Regions from separate parts of the Homo sapiens genome. Here regions 2, 3, 4 and 5 are each linked to region 1. A link is a contact called in ENCODE Hi-C or POLR2A ChIA-PET data. All regions are on one chromosome and are shown on one strand. The core of a region is the stretch at or near the end of the contact, and the rest is flanking DNA. Distances in the headings are between cores, read along the strand shown.

Region 1 (2,701 bases), core at 118-2,617:
CCCGAAGCTCTCCTCCCCAAGACGTCCACAGGGGCAACTCCTTCACTTCCTTCAAACCTTTGCTGAAAGTTTAACTTCCCAATGCAATTCACTCTAACCACTCTGCTTAAAATCCCTACCTTCTCCCCAACCCCCTGCTTTTCTTGTAGTGGTTCCCATTACATTCTACCAGTCTACCTAATTTTTTTTTTTTTTTTTTTGAGACGGAGTCTCTCTGTGTCGCCCAGGCTGGAGTACAATGGCGCGATCTCAGTTCACTGCAACCTCCGCCTCCCAGGTTCAAGCGATTCTCCTGCCTCAGCTTCCTGAGTAGCTGGGATTACAGGCACTCACCTCCACGCCCAGCTAACTTTTGTATTTTTAGTACAGATGGGGTTTCACCATGTTGGTCAGGCTGGTCTCGAACTCCTGACCTCGTGATCCGCCCTCCTCGCCTCCCAAAGTGCTGTGATTACAGGAGTGAGCCACCGCTCCTGGCCAGAAATCTCTTCTTTATTATGTCTACTGTCCGTTATCCAACTCCAGAAGGTAAGAACCTCCACTGATACATAAGGACTTGTATACCCCACGTGCCTGCAACAGTGCTTGGCACCTAGTAGGCATACCAAAATATATAAATGTTGAACAAATGAAGAAAGTTAAAGTAAAACTAGAGGTCCAAAAATATCACAAAAGCCATCTATGGTCGCCTTTTCCCTACCTGATTTTGCTGAGTGGCCTTACTTTTCAGTCCTCTACACAGCTGGAACATTAATGAACACAGAGGGGGAAGAAGTGTGTTTACTCTAGGATCACCTCTCAATGGGTCACTTGGCAAGGGCATCTTTGCTTCTTCGTCAGCTCCTTTTGACACGGGGGTGAAGGGTTTTCTGCACCACACTTTGACCACAAGCATCACCAATTTCACTGAACCCAACAGAAATTTGGACCCTCTGGGGGCTCTCTGCGTGGCAGGGCCCTTTTCTTTTTCTTTGGGCTTAGGCTGCAATTTGAAACACCACTTTCCTGAGCCAGCATCCCCCTTGCAGCGCTGTCACAGGGAGGCTTAGGCAGCCACGTGGAAGCCACCTACCCCGACCTTTGGCAGAATTTCCAAACACAACACAGTAGCTTTAAGTTGATTAATTTGGAACTCTGACCTTGGCCCCAAAAGGTAAGAATACATAACAAGGTATTTTATTCTCAAAATGTGTCAGGATAAGAAGCACTTCTGTAAATCGACCTTTTTAAAATAGATATAATTAGATTTGCAGTTGGGGGCAGTAAAGAAAGGGTCTGAACAGTGGATAACATGTTGAGAGGTTAATTATTAATGGGCAGTCTTCCCTAACAAAGTATCTAATAGGCATTGTGGTCTCTTTGGCTTCAGAAATTACCAAGAAAGCCTGGACCCCGGGTGAAACGGAGAAATGGACACAAGTCCCCTGTGTTTCTCCATTCTGTTGGTTTTATGCATCTTTATCCAATCAAGTGCCCTTGGACAAAGCCTGAAACCAGGTAAGAGCCTGACTTTTCTCCAGAGATGGGCATGAACTTTTCTTTTTAAAACGTGTGTCACAAAGAATCCAGGGGTTTCTGACTGTATGGGACAGAGCTTGCTTCAGAGCGTGCCAGGTGGTTCTATACACGACCTCACAGGTTCACAGGGACACGTAGCCGTTTGTAAACAGAAATGAAATTTTAGAAAATCATCCTCGGATTAAAAGTCTTCTAAGAGTGCCTGCAGCTAGCAGTGAAGTCTCTTGCGTATCTGATATGGAAACAGTCATGCTAAAAGTTATTCAGCGGCAAATGATATGAAAGCGATTCAGATCTTCCTGAGAGTTAATGTGGCATCTAATTTGCAACCGGGGAGCCAGGCTTGCAATGAAATGCTCTGTCGGGTTGGGGTTGTCTAATTGCCTGCCTCTCTCAGAAGAGAGGGGAATTTATGAGAGTTCTATTTCCAGTCAGGTCTAAAGTAGAGATATCATTGCACAATTTCTAGACTTTGTTTTGCTGCCAAAATTTTAGTCTGAGGCTGAAGAATCCAACAGCCGTCCTGCCTGTTTTGTTTGTAAATTCACAAACTAGATTGATGGCGAAAGACAGATCAAATGCCTTATCAGGAAGGTAGTAGAGTGGAGCCCAGCTTCCAGGCTAAGCAGTGGACCAATAAATGACGGATCAGTTAATTGAACAATTTGGCCAGACTAGACAGGTGTTTGGGAATTTGTTTTGGTACTGGTTACTGGTCAGGAGCTAGTAACGCTAAGGTAGAGTCTGAGATTTTTCTTTTCTCTAAGACTAGCCTTGGAGAGAGCTCCGACAACTTTGAGAATTAGAAATTCCCTAACGGGATGTACCTAAAAATTTCAGAAGCTTTTTTCCCCTTTAAGAAAAAGGCTGTTCCTTTGTATTTGACTATTTTACTTCATAGGCCAGTTAATAACTGAGTAGCAGTATTAATTATTGCCATTCACTAAGTATTTTCTGTGCCAAGCACTATACTAATTATTTTTGACACATCATCTCATTTATAAAGCCACATCCAAAAATGACCCTTACATAATAATTTAGAGCCATACAGGTAAAATTGCTGGTAATCTTTATTCCCTTGGTTCATAGTGATTTTGCTAAAGGGCCTTTCCTGCCCTTTGCCCCGGAATGTTGTATTTGTTTGTTTACTTTTTAATGAAGTTTATAACACACTTCTAGAAAA
Region 2 (2,701 bases), core at 110-2,609, 200 kb before region 1:
TCCTTCTCTCAGCCAGTATAAGAAATAGCGGTGAAGGGAATTGGAAGGATAGTGGTGGTGAAGGCTATGGAGGGAGACCGACTGTCCCAGTTTACCCAACACTGCCCCAGTGTTAGCACTGAAAGTCCCACACCCAGGGGCACCCCTACTCCCAAGCAGACCAAAAGAAAAATATAGGCTTTCATTTCAGACTTGCTGCTCTAAGACCTTCATCTCTTCCCAATAGAAAAAAGCCAAATACTCCCCTATCTGATGAACCCCTCGAATCTCATGTATAAAAACCCTCCTTCGGTGTGAGTCTTTGCTGTGAGGTTAAGATTGTGCTTTGTATTTTAGGTGGAGGCAGGTATGATGTGTAGTAGATACACAAATGTATAGAGGCTGGTGAAGTTGCAGCGGGGAGCAGGTAGACCAGCTGTTTCAGGTAAACAGACAGGTCCTCAAGGAAGTCCCTCAGTTTATCATGCCAACCTCTTTGGACACCTTGAGGCCTCTGATGAGGCTGCTGGTGGCAGGGAAGCAGGAGAGAATCTGCTCCAGCTGACACAGGATGTGACTCTGGAACAGAGGCTGGAGGCTCCTGGAAGGGATATATTTAGCCCAGCTCTGTTAATAGCTGACCCCTTGGATTGCCTCAGGAATGTAGCAGGCAGAGTTCTTCATGGTGAAATAAGACGTACAGGCTTACAACTTGAAAAGAAAACTCTTCAAGGAATGACCTTACAAAGAATGACTCCACAGGGACCAGATGAAAATGTTAATGTTATTTTGTGCATTGCTTTCCTGAGCACTTTATATCCATTATATTCATTTCCTGTATTCTTTCATGTAATTGGTACAACCATAATTTAGCTTTTCTTCAGGGCAAGAGTTCTTTGTCAAGTTCATGTTCTCGGGCAGAGTCCTAACAAATCCTGCAGGTATACTACACCTGGTACCTGCCGACGCCTATTGAGGAGGAAAGCCACAGGATGTGGTAACATTCTCAAAAACAGAGATCTAGTTAGAATTACCTCCAAATCCTGCAAAGAATGAAACGGAGATGCTGACCATGGGAGCAATGTCCCACTGGGATGGCAGGGAGATCTCACGTGGTGCCTACCAGGGAGGGGGGTGGGGGGCGGAGTTGGGGGCGGGGGGAGCACGGGAGTTCCGAGTGCTGAAGACTGCAATGGGAACAGACAAGGAACAAGGCGACACAATGGCACAAACAATGCTAGAACAAGACATTTATTTATTGAATCTGAAGCAGGAGAACTGAAGACAGCTGAGAAATATGGTTGAGTTCCTAACTCGACAATGAATAAGCAGACTGTAATTTACAATTGCATGGGTGTTAGGCTGCCATGTGTTATGTAAATAGCTGTGGGTCCCTTTAAGAACAGAAATCCAGTGAGGACAAGGCCCTTTTGTGATACAGACTGGCTCTCCTGACTCAGACCTATCTTGTTTTGCAGGGAATAAAAGGAAGCCCACTTGGATAGAGCTGCCAGATAAACTAGAGGACACCCAGTTAAGTTTAAATGTCAGGTAAACAACAAACAAAATATATTTTTAATATAAGTGGGTCCCAAATATTGCATAGGACCTACTTATACTAAACATGTTATGTGTTGTTTATCTGAAATTCAAATTTAACTGGGCATCCTATTTGCCAAATCTGTAACCCTACACCTGGGATCAAAAAGGAAAAGATAATGAGAGGGGAAGGGAAGCATTGCCATTAAGGCAAAGGAACAGGCACTTGGAGCAACATCAGAAATGCCCAAGAATAGAGGAGAAGCTCAAACAGTCAGAGAGCGTAGGGGCATGGAGAAGAAATGCTGGCCTCAGTAGCAAAAGCTCCCAAGAACCCCTCCAAATAGCTTCAAAGTTTTTCAGCTCACCTTGTTCCTGTTTGAGTGAATGGCCAGGTATTGAAAATTATTTTATTGGCCTTGTTGGGGCATATAACATTCTTTTTTAAATAGTAGAAGGCTGGACTTTCAAACTTAACTGGGCATTCCTGGCAAAATTCGTCTGATTAAAGACCCACTCAAATGAAGTCAAAGTGGGCTGGCTGGTGGGCTGGGAGAGGGTAGAGAGGTGGAGTTATAAATCCAGAAGGATGAAGAGAACAGGAGGGGATGTAGAAAGCAGACCCTGATGGAATTCTGGAAGTGGGAGAGCAGATAGGTGGAAAGGAGACCACCACTCTCCAAGGAGAGCCTACCGAGCTGGCAGGGACTTGAGCTCAGAGGGGCCAGGCACCCAGATGAAAGGAGAGTGGCATTTATCTTGAGGTCCTTGTGCTAAAGAGTAGAAACCAGCAGCCCCCACTCCCTTCACCAGTGGCCGACTGTGAGTCCCTTGGTGAGGAGACTAGAGAGTTGTTCTCTGCAGAAACTGGAAGGTAGAGAGGCTTCAGTCTTGGGAACTCCAGGTATAGCAGAGCACAGAAGCAAGTCAGGTGGGCTGAAAACATTAGGAGCGATGGGATTGAACACGGGCAACTTCCTCTGCCCTGAACACACACTGAAGGCTCCAGCCCAGCCCCAGGCAGGGGAGAGGAAGGTTCCTCCCCAGAGAAAGGGAATGGCTGCAGAGAAGGAGCTGGAACTCCAGCTATAGCAGAGCACAGAAGCAAATCGGATGAGCTGAAAGAGTAGGAGCGATGGGATGGAACACAGGCAACTTCCTCTGCCCTGAATACACACTGAGG
Region 3 (2,701 bases), core at 122-2,621, 160 kb before region 1:
AAGTAAATCAGAAATGTGGGTCGGATCCAGTTATTGAGTTAAGTCACATCTTACATAACTAATGAAATGGAAATTGGTTACACACCCACCAAAGTATGCAGAGCCCTCAGGTGGAGATTAAAATCCCTTCTTGCTGCCACAAATTCATCTCTGCAGTGTTTTAAAAATGCACATATGAAAGTTACAGGTGACAAGCACTGTACAAGCCACTTCACCAAGCTTGAGATAGTCTAGCTATTAATCACCTAAACTAGCAGCCATGGTCTGATGATATGCTAAAATAAAATAATGCAACTCGCAGTGAGGGTTATTTTATTTACATTTTAAATCTTCTAGCATATGTCTCAAGAAGTTTTCTGGCCCAAGGCTGGGCGTGGCGGCTCACTCCTCTAATTCCAGCACTTTAGGAGGCTGAGGCAGGTGATTGCTTGAACTCACAAGTTCAATAACAGCCTGGGCAACATAGCAAAACCCCGTCTCCATAAAAAATACAAAAATGATCTGGGCATGGTGGTGCATGCCTATAGTCCAGCTACTCAAGAGGCTGGGGTGGGAGGACTGCTTGAGCCCAGGAGGCAGAGGTTGCAGTGAGCTGAGATAGTGCCACTGCACTCCAGCCTGGGTGATAGAGCCAGACCTTTTCTGGAAAAAAAAAAAAAAAAAAAAAAAAAAAAGAGGAAAAAAAAAGGTATCTGGCCCAGAAACTTGCAAGAGAGAACAAGAACAGGTATTGTTAAGCTGCCAGAGGAATGGAGACTGAACTCTTCCCTCTAAGACCTCTTAGAAATGCTAGGTATAATGTGTGTCACTTTGTTTTTAATGCACAGCTGCGTTCACAACCAAGAAAGGGAAATTCCCAAGTGATGAAAATGAAAAGAGACCATAAAAGAAAAGTAGTAAGTGATGAGCAGCTGCCAAATTGGATGAGAAGATATTGACATCAGTTTCCTAGGGGCGCCGGCTTTAATGCCCGCGTGGGAAAAGGAAAGAAGTCCTTGAGTCCACATGAGGTAGGGAGTGGGAACAGGGCCGCTGCTTAAAACCTGAACTCTCAAAGGGTGGCACCTGCAGAGAAAGGTGGACTAACAATAATCAATTTACTGGCAAATAGATCAAGGGTGTCTTTGCTCACATTCTGGAGAAGAAAATATACCAATCCAGATGGATTGATAAATTGAGGCATTTATTAATTTATTGCCTCTCAGCTTTGAACTTGTAATACCTGGTCTGGGATCACAGTCTGAACACTGTAAGCCTTTCTCCTTCACAGTAAGGATCATACTATACTTGTCAGCAGAGGGCACTGGAGGGACACTGCAGGAGGAAAAGGGCTTCTCTTCCTGGTTTCTGTGTGAGGGGTTTGGCTTTTTATTGCTCCTGCTGCAGGGTTGGTCAGCAGGGTGGGTGAAGGGGGACATCCAGTGGTGTTCTGCACGGTCCCTCGGTGACCTCACCATTCCAGCCAGTCCTGTGACCACCTTTCCATGGTCCTCCTGACACAGACTTCCCATGCTCCAGACTTTACACCTTGTGTTTCCTGTTTGCCCAGCAACTGCGGATGGGCCGCAGTAAACTCCTCTCCTTCCTGTGAGCTGCAGCCACATCTTTGCCAATGAGTTTTGAACCCCAGCCTCAAGAAGGCCCCATCCTATCCAAATGTGCCCTTCCTTGGGTATTCTCTCTCAGCCCTAGAGTCTCAATGTAGCATTCCCTTTACATCATTTTAGTTACTCTGTTAACATAGCTTAATAATGCCTTATAGTAAATTAACTTATTTAAGTTATTATGTGTGGTTTCTGTCTCCCGATTAGACCCAGACTGATACCACTGAGACATCAAAAATCTCTGGCCTATGCTATTAAAGATACAAATTTATATTACCTAGCATGAGTAAACACAAAAACATTATGAAGGGTTACTTCCTCAACCAAGGTGGCATAGCATTCTCCAAAAAGCGAAATACTGAATATACATCCAATCCAAAATTTAAAAACTCACAACGGAACAACCCTTAAGTATTGTCAAATATACAGTAAAATACAATAATGAATTTAGAACCAGGCTTAGAACTAAATGGGCTTAGAACTAAAGTACTTAGAATAAAGAATTTAGAATGGGCTTAGAACTAAAGTAACTTCTGATAATAAAACAATCCAAAAGAAAAGATTATAAATACGCTTAAAAGAAAATTTGTAAATTAGTAGAAAAAGGAGAGACTTGACAAGAACAGGCAGATTCGAAAAATAACCAAATAAAACTTTTACAAATGAAAAACAAGCCTTCAAAGAATGAGCTCAGTAGCTGATTAAACATAGCTGTAGAGAAAATAGTGGACAAGAAGAACTGAGTAATCTGCACAGAATTCAGCACAGAAAGTTAGACAAAAATATCTATAAAATACATAGAGAAAAGAATAAAAAGCATTGAAATGCAGATAATAGGAGTTCCAGAAAGACAAAACAGAGTGAACTAGGAAGGCAATGTTTGGAAAGTTAATGGGAGAGATTTTTCCAGAATTGATAGAGATTTTCTGAAAATGACTCCACCGATGGAAGAAACACAGACTCCCAAATAAGATAAAAACCTGGAACATTGATAGGAAACTCCAGACCAGAAAAAAAAAAAAAATCTTCAAAGCAACAAGAGACAGATTGCCTACAAATAATTAAACTAAGAGCAAAAATTTTAATAAGAGCCACAA
Region 4 (2,701 bases), core at 150-2,649, 150 kb after region 1:
CCTGGCCTCAAGCTATCCTCCCATTTTTGCCTCCCCCACATGCTGGGATTATAGGCATGACCCACCACGCCCAGCTCCTAGAACTCTGAGAGGCCAGTCTCTCTCTTCATCTCAGAAACCTTTTAAATATTTTCGCTCACATCTCTCTTCTGTTACATCCTTCACCTCCGTTCTGGATTTTTACTATCTCCTTGTAATCTTGCTCTGTGCTTTCAGATGTCTTTCTCTGACACTAATTCAGACATCAACAGTGACCACTTTCTCCTTCGATTTATCTCTTGAAAGCTCTGGTTCAAAATCATCCTTTTTTGGTTCCAGAGAATCAGTTTTATTGTGCTGCACTTATGTCTCCTTTTCTTATTCTTTGGTTCAAGTTATCTATGTCAGCAGCTATTTCTGTACTGAGGGTTCTGCTTGTAATTCTCCCTGGCTACTGGACTCCATTAGGAATCTTCTTTTCCTTTGTTTGATCACTGGGGCTCTGTTCCAGATACTGAGGTACCTTAAGAGACAGCATTCGCAGCCTGATAGAAGGAACAGCAGTATCAGCCTCCCAGGCTCAAGCTTAGCAGCATGTGGGTTGCCAGTCCTCTGGCAAGGGACTTGAAGGAAGCCTCTCTGCCCCCTTTCTAGTCTCCTCACCTCTCTCAGACACCTTCATAGCAGTGAAGGCAACTCAACCCATCTGGTCAGCTCTTCAAGAAGCAGGGAGACCCACACATTCACGAGGACCTTGCCCCGGATCCCCTCCTTAGGCTTATGATATGGTTCCCAGGCAGGAAGACAATCTTGCCCCAGCTCTCTGACAGGATTCTGCTGTGGCCCGAAGCCTCATTCACATCCCAGGCCTTATCTTCCCCCGGCAAGCCCCAGCAGCTGCTTTTCTCAGGAGAGGCAAATGGGTTAAACTGCAAGTAGAAAAAAGTTCAAGCTGCTATCATTCCAGAACCCCCAGTTCCTCATGTCTCGGAACTTCTTGATGTCTTTATTTTTGCATTCTAAAGTGCTTAATAAACATCACTGAATACATGCTACCACCCCTACCTCAAATCCTGTCTGGTGCAGGTTCAATCAATCATGATGCCTTTGGAAGCTAACTCAAACTGGCTTAAATAAAGAGGGTTTTTTGTTTGGTTGGTTTTGTTTTGTTTTTAAATCTCACACAAAAGGAAGTTCCAAGGTAGAGTGGGGCCTCAGGAAGAGCTGACTGGGCTGCTTGGTAATGTTATGAAGATGCAGTGTTTTTCCTTCTCTCTGCTCCACCATCCTTGATGTTGGCTTCATCCTCAGGCTGTTACCAAGTTGCCCACTGCAACTGCAGGCAGCTCACTCAGGCATGGTAACATCCAGAGAAGGAACAGTAGACATCATGCGGGAGACAGCCCTCTTATCTCACTGGCCAAAATTAGGTGACATGACCATTCCTAAACTTGGCAAGGGTAATGAGATTAACCACAGACCAAGGACCCTAACCACATGTCTGTTAGAGGAGAAGATACTTAAAATCAGGGGACACCTGCTCGCAAGCTAAATGTTCCAGTTCAGTAAGCAGTTTTTCACATGAAAACCAGAACAGTTGACATTCGAGTGTTCACCATATGCAAGGTGCCTTACATACATTCTCCTTTAATCCACATCATAGTCCCCTGAGGTGGCTAAAACTATTATCCCTGTTTCACAGATGAGGTACCTACAGCTTAGCTTTTACAAGGTCACACGGCTAATGGACCATCATTTCCCTCTTTATAGATTCTGTGTCCATGAATGCAGCCTACCATTGCAGTCAGCAACAGAAAATGTCCTTTACATATTAACTCCCTTGGACCCCATGTGAGAGCTATAATTAGGTATTGTACTTTAAGACACTGTCTTTTCATGTTATGGAGCTTGGTAACCAGCTATAAGTGCAAATCATTCATGGCAGACCACTAGCTGTGCCCTCCCTGCTGCCGCTGAGACTGTGCAGAGGCATGTGGCTATGCTGTGGAGTTTCACCTTTGATTATACAACATGCCCAGGAATCCTTTTTATAAAACAAGCCTTAAGATCTTAATATGGGGCCGGGCACAGTGTCTCACGCCTGTAATCCCAGCACTTTGGAAGGCCCAGGCAGGTGGATCACAAGGTCAGGAGTTCAAGACCAGCCTGGCCAAGATAGTGAAACCCCCGTCTCTACTAAAAATACAAAAATTAGCCGGGCATGGTGGTGCAGGCCTGTAGTCCCAGCTACTTGGGAGGCTGAGGCAGGAAAATCGGTTGAACCCAGGAGGTGAAGGTTGCAGTGAGCTGAGATCACACCACTGCACTCCAGCTTGGACAAAAGAGTGAGACTTTGTCTCAAAAAAAAAAAAAAAAAAAAAAATCTTAATATGGAACAGCCAAGCCTTACATATGAAACACTCGACTTACACATTTATTTTGTAGATTTCCCTAGGAACTAACATTTATCTAGGAAATCAAGTAAGTATTTTCTACTCCCTTCTACATATGAAACTCTTTGCATTGGTGGCTCTGCAGTGAGTGTGTGTGTGTGTGTGTGTGTGTGTGTGTGTGTATCAGTGGTTTTCCCATTATAAAACATTTGAGGCAGAAGGTATCTGAAGTTCTATTCAACCCTTCTTCTGTCCTCCCACCCTTAAGATAACCACGTTAACTGTGTAGTGTATTTCTATAGACTCTTTTGCAGCGCATTTTTTATTTA
Region 5 (2,701 bases), core at 143-2,642, 150 kb before region 1:
AATAAATCAATGCTGACATGTGCTGATGAAGACCTAGGATTGAGATGTAGTGCTTGGGACTTTATCTCTTTCACAACTGGCTTAGATGGGGTAACAAGAGAGGAGATAAAGGGTCATGTTAATGATTGCAGAAGCAACACGGTTCAGGGAAACATCGATACACCTCATCTAATCATTCACCAAGAAAGCATCAACCAGGGAGTTGCGTGAGAGGAGTACAGCTCTGCAGCCCTGACAAACGAGCTGGAGTCCAGATGAGGCCTGGGCTTGGACAAAATGAAAAATGGATTGTTCTCAAAATCTCCTTCAAGCCTCTTCAGGGTCCCCTTGCCCAGTTACCATCACATTTACCCTCGAGTGACCAGGCCCCATGGCCACACCCAAATACACCATGTCTCCAGGTGCAGTGTGGCGTAGATGTTAGAATTCCTACAGTGCTACTCCCTAGCTGTGAGGCTTTGGGTGACTTAACCTGGTCACTTGAGACCTTGGCAGCAAATGGAGATAAAGGTGACTCCTTTATGAGTAGACTTACTGTTTGGGAGTCCCCAGGCAGGAAGCTAAAGTAAGTAAAATAGAATAACTTTTATTCTACTGTCTTAGTCTCTTCCTCCAACATTAAAGTAAAAGCTAGTGAAATCCTACAAGGCACTGGATTGAGAGTCCCTGTAGGTCCCTGACCTCAACAGCTGCTGGTGTGTGTTCAAAGAGCCCATGTATTTCCCTTTCATGCTGATTCTAAATACACAGATACTGTTTGCTCATAATACAAAGATATGTCACAATCTGTGAGAACATCTAAACTTATTTTAAAAACTTATAGTAGTGTACTAGGGCGAGCGTTCCAGAGACTTGCAGGTGTTCTCAGACCAAATTGCTGTTTTCTGAAGAAATTATGTGACATGTTGACACCACAAAAGCAATTCCAAAATGAAACCTGATTTCAGTACATCTTTCTGATGGTTTGAATGTAAAACAGGTTTATAAAATTTTATTTCCCTTTTGAATCTGGCAATGATCTAATAGGAGTGCTATTATTGCCTTTTGATATTTTTCCACTGAATTTTAAGCCACTTACATCATATATGTATGGGTATCAAAATAGATCTTCTTATGCTTTCTCATTAGGAATACAAAGTTCACGACAACTTTTCTTCTCGATAAATCTAATTTTGGGGCTAGAATTTAAGTTTCTATTTTCCTACCAAAGGAAGTAATAATGGCACTCCTGTTAGATCATTGCCTATTAAGTAATGAATGCAAATGTTGTAAGACTATGGGAACCATGTTTGTCCCACACGAAACACTAGAGAGTAAAAGTGTGTTAGAGGCAGCACTTGAATAGAACTGATTCTTATCTGTTCAATTTCCGGTGGGCTTCTCCTGCAATGTTTTCTTAGCTCAGGTAAGTTCCTCATAGCAATGGAAAATAATAGAATCGTATTTTGAAACATCTCTGAGTAATTCAGGCTAGGTTTTCTTCCAGCTGGTCTGAACATGTACGGTTTTGTAGGGTGGCATTAAGAATAACATTAAGAACAGCCTTGCAGGCATTCTCAAACTATTTAGATCTGCCCCCTTATCATAATTGCCACAAGAGGTGGGATAAATGTGAGAAAAAATAATCAGAGTTCTTCCTGGCTCAGAACTAAAGCAGATTCATCGAGAAGAAACGGATTGTAATGGAAGCATATTAGAAAGTTTGAAGACTCAACAGGAATGCCTCTGTGAAAACCAGCGCCATAAAAAATGGAAAACTAACATAAAGCTAAAAGAAAACTTGGTTTGGGGAAACAGAGATAATTCAGGGAAGAGAAATTATCTGATATCACAAGCAAGTAAGAAAGCTAATAATAACACAAGATAAAACCTAATATCTACAGAAAAATGTAAACATATATTTTATATGTACATACATACTTAAAAGTTACACCATCCTTTAGGAACAGTCAAAAAACAAGAAGGTTTGAAGTTTTACTTCACTTTATTTTTATTTTGAGACAGGGTCTCACTCTGTCACCCATGCTGTGAGTACAGTGGCACAATCTCAGCTCACCGCAGCCTTGACCTCACAGGCACAGGTGATCCTCCCACCTCAGCCTTCTAAGTAGCTGGGACTACAGGCATGCGCCACCAGACCTGGCTAATTTTTTGTATTTTTTGTAGAGAAGAGGTTTCACCACGTTGCCCAGGCTGGCCTTGAATTCTGGGCTCAAGCGGTCCACCCACCTTGGCCTCCCAAAGTGCTGGGATTACAGGTGTGAGCCACCACGCCCTGCTAAAAGGTTTGAAATTTTAGAAAGATAAATTAAAATTCTAATAATAGGCCTAAAGTTAAAAGTACAAGTGAGTTTTTCATTACAGGAAGCCAAACCACAAATGGATAAGAAATATGACATAAAAGATGAGATGCATCTATCAGTCTAGGAGGCCTATTATCCAATTAATAGGTGTTACAGAGAAATTAAGAAAATGAAGAGAAGGGACATATCTAAAATATTAGATCCTGCACATGTATCCTGGAACTTAAAATAAAATTTTAAAAAATAAAATGAAATACTAGAAAAAATGTCTCCTAAATAAAAGTTATATGTAAACAGAGAATTATTTTTGCCCAGTAAAATAAAAATTTTGAAAGATCCACAACTAAGTACATGATACCAAGAATAAGGAAATATAAAAAGCATCCATAATGTTGAGG

Evidence for each region. A loop is a pair of places that touch in the nucleus more often than their neighbours do. ChIA-PET counts read pairs that join two places held with the same protein, here RNA polymerase II (POLR2A). Pooled maps may share reads with other maps.
Region 2: a map of HepG2 shows a loop between it and region 1 (4-fold over the local background). The contact joins the enhancer-like site here to the promoter of LIPC in region 1. A Hi-C loop is called at or near these places in 4 of 168 maps with a recorded cell type or tissue (HepG2, K562, naive thymus-derived CD4-positive, alpha-beta T cell and 1 more), 2 of 37 single-sample maps with no recorded cell type and 13 of 50 pooled maps. POLR2A ChIA-PET finds 5 or more read pairs at or near these places in 1 of 52 experiments (GM10248).
Region 3: a loop to region 1 is called in a map of HepG2, with 4 times the contacts of the local background. The contact joins the enhancer-like site here to the promoter of LIPC in region 1. A Hi-C loop is called at or near these places in 14 of 168 maps with a recorded cell type or tissue (Caco-2, Calu3, HCT116 and 7 more), 2 of 37 single-sample maps with no recorded cell type and 23 of 50 pooled maps. POLR2A ChIA-PET finds 5 or more read pairs at or near these places in 2 of 52 experiments (OCI-LY7 and T-cell).
Region 4: a map of dorsolateral prefrontal cortex shows a loop between it and region 1 (2.1-fold over the local background). The contact joins the enhancer-like site here to the promoter of LIPC in region 1. A Hi-C loop is called at or near these places in 1 of 168 maps with a recorded cell type or tissue (dorsolateral prefrontal cortex), 2 of 37 single-sample maps with no recorded cell type and 4 of 50 pooled maps. POLR2A ChIA-PET finds 5 or more read pairs at or near these places in 3 of 52 experiments (B cell, OCI-LY7 and endothelial cell of umbilical vein).
Region 5: a map with no recorded cell type shows a loop between it and region 1 (1.8-fold over the local background). The contact joins the enhancer-like site here to the promoter of LIPC in region 1. A Hi-C loop is called at or near these places in 12 of 168 maps with a recorded cell type or tissue (Caco-2, HCT116, HepG2 and 4 more), 2 of 37 single-sample maps with no recorded cell type and 18 of 50 pooled maps. POLR2A ChIA-PET finds 5 or more read pairs at or near these places in 4 of 52 experiments (A673, HepG2, PC-9 and 1 more).

Annotation. Positions count from the first base shown.
Region 1 is chr15:58,430,624-58,433,324 of GRCh38, forward strand. It overlaps LIPC (lipase C, hepatic type), which reads left to right and starts at 1,368. Exons shown (of 9, transcript NM_000236.3): 1 at 1,368-1,497. The coding sequence starts at 1,410.
Region 2 is chr15:58,228,297-58,230,997 of GRCh38, forward strand. All of the region lies in intron 1 of LOC124903499 (a long non-coding RNA gene), which reads left to right. Among named protein-coding and RNA genes, the nearest start is that of AQP9, 91 kb to the left of the region's middle. Within about 2 kb of position 1,360, at least 3 of the 41 ENCODE cell types and tissues checked have a DNase peak (open chromatin) inside an H3K27ac peak, as active enhancers do.
Region 3 is chr15:58,268,835-58,271,535 of GRCh38, forward strand. No RefSeq gene overlaps it. Among named protein-coding and RNA genes, the nearest start is that of AQP9, 130 kb to the left of the region's middle. RefSeq lists an enhancer at 1,196-1,490. Within about 2 kb of position 1,372, at least 5 of the 41 ENCODE cell types and tissues checked have a DNase peak (open chromatin) inside an H3K27ac peak, as active enhancers do; they include mammary epithelial cell, where a contact is called at or near this core.
Region 4 is chr15:58,584,397-58,587,097 of GRCh38, forward strand. No RefSeq gene overlaps it. Among named protein-coding and RNA genes, the nearest start is that of LIPC-AS1, 87 kb to the left of the region's middle. RefSeq lists enhancers at 1,069-1,148, 1,459-1,508, 1,549-1,778. Within about 2 kb of position 1,400, at least 2 of the 41 ENCODE cell types and tissues checked have a DNase peak (open chromatin) inside an H3K27ac peak, as active enhancers do; they include OCI-LY7, where a contact is called at or near this core.
Region 5 is chr15:58,285,344-58,288,044 of GRCh38, forward strand. No RefSeq gene overlaps it. Among named protein-coding and RNA genes, the nearest start is that of LIPC, 150 kb to the right of the region's middle. Within about 2 kb of position 1,393, at least 2 of the 41 ENCODE cell types and tissues checked have a DNase peak (open chromatin) inside an H3K27ac peak, as active enhancers do.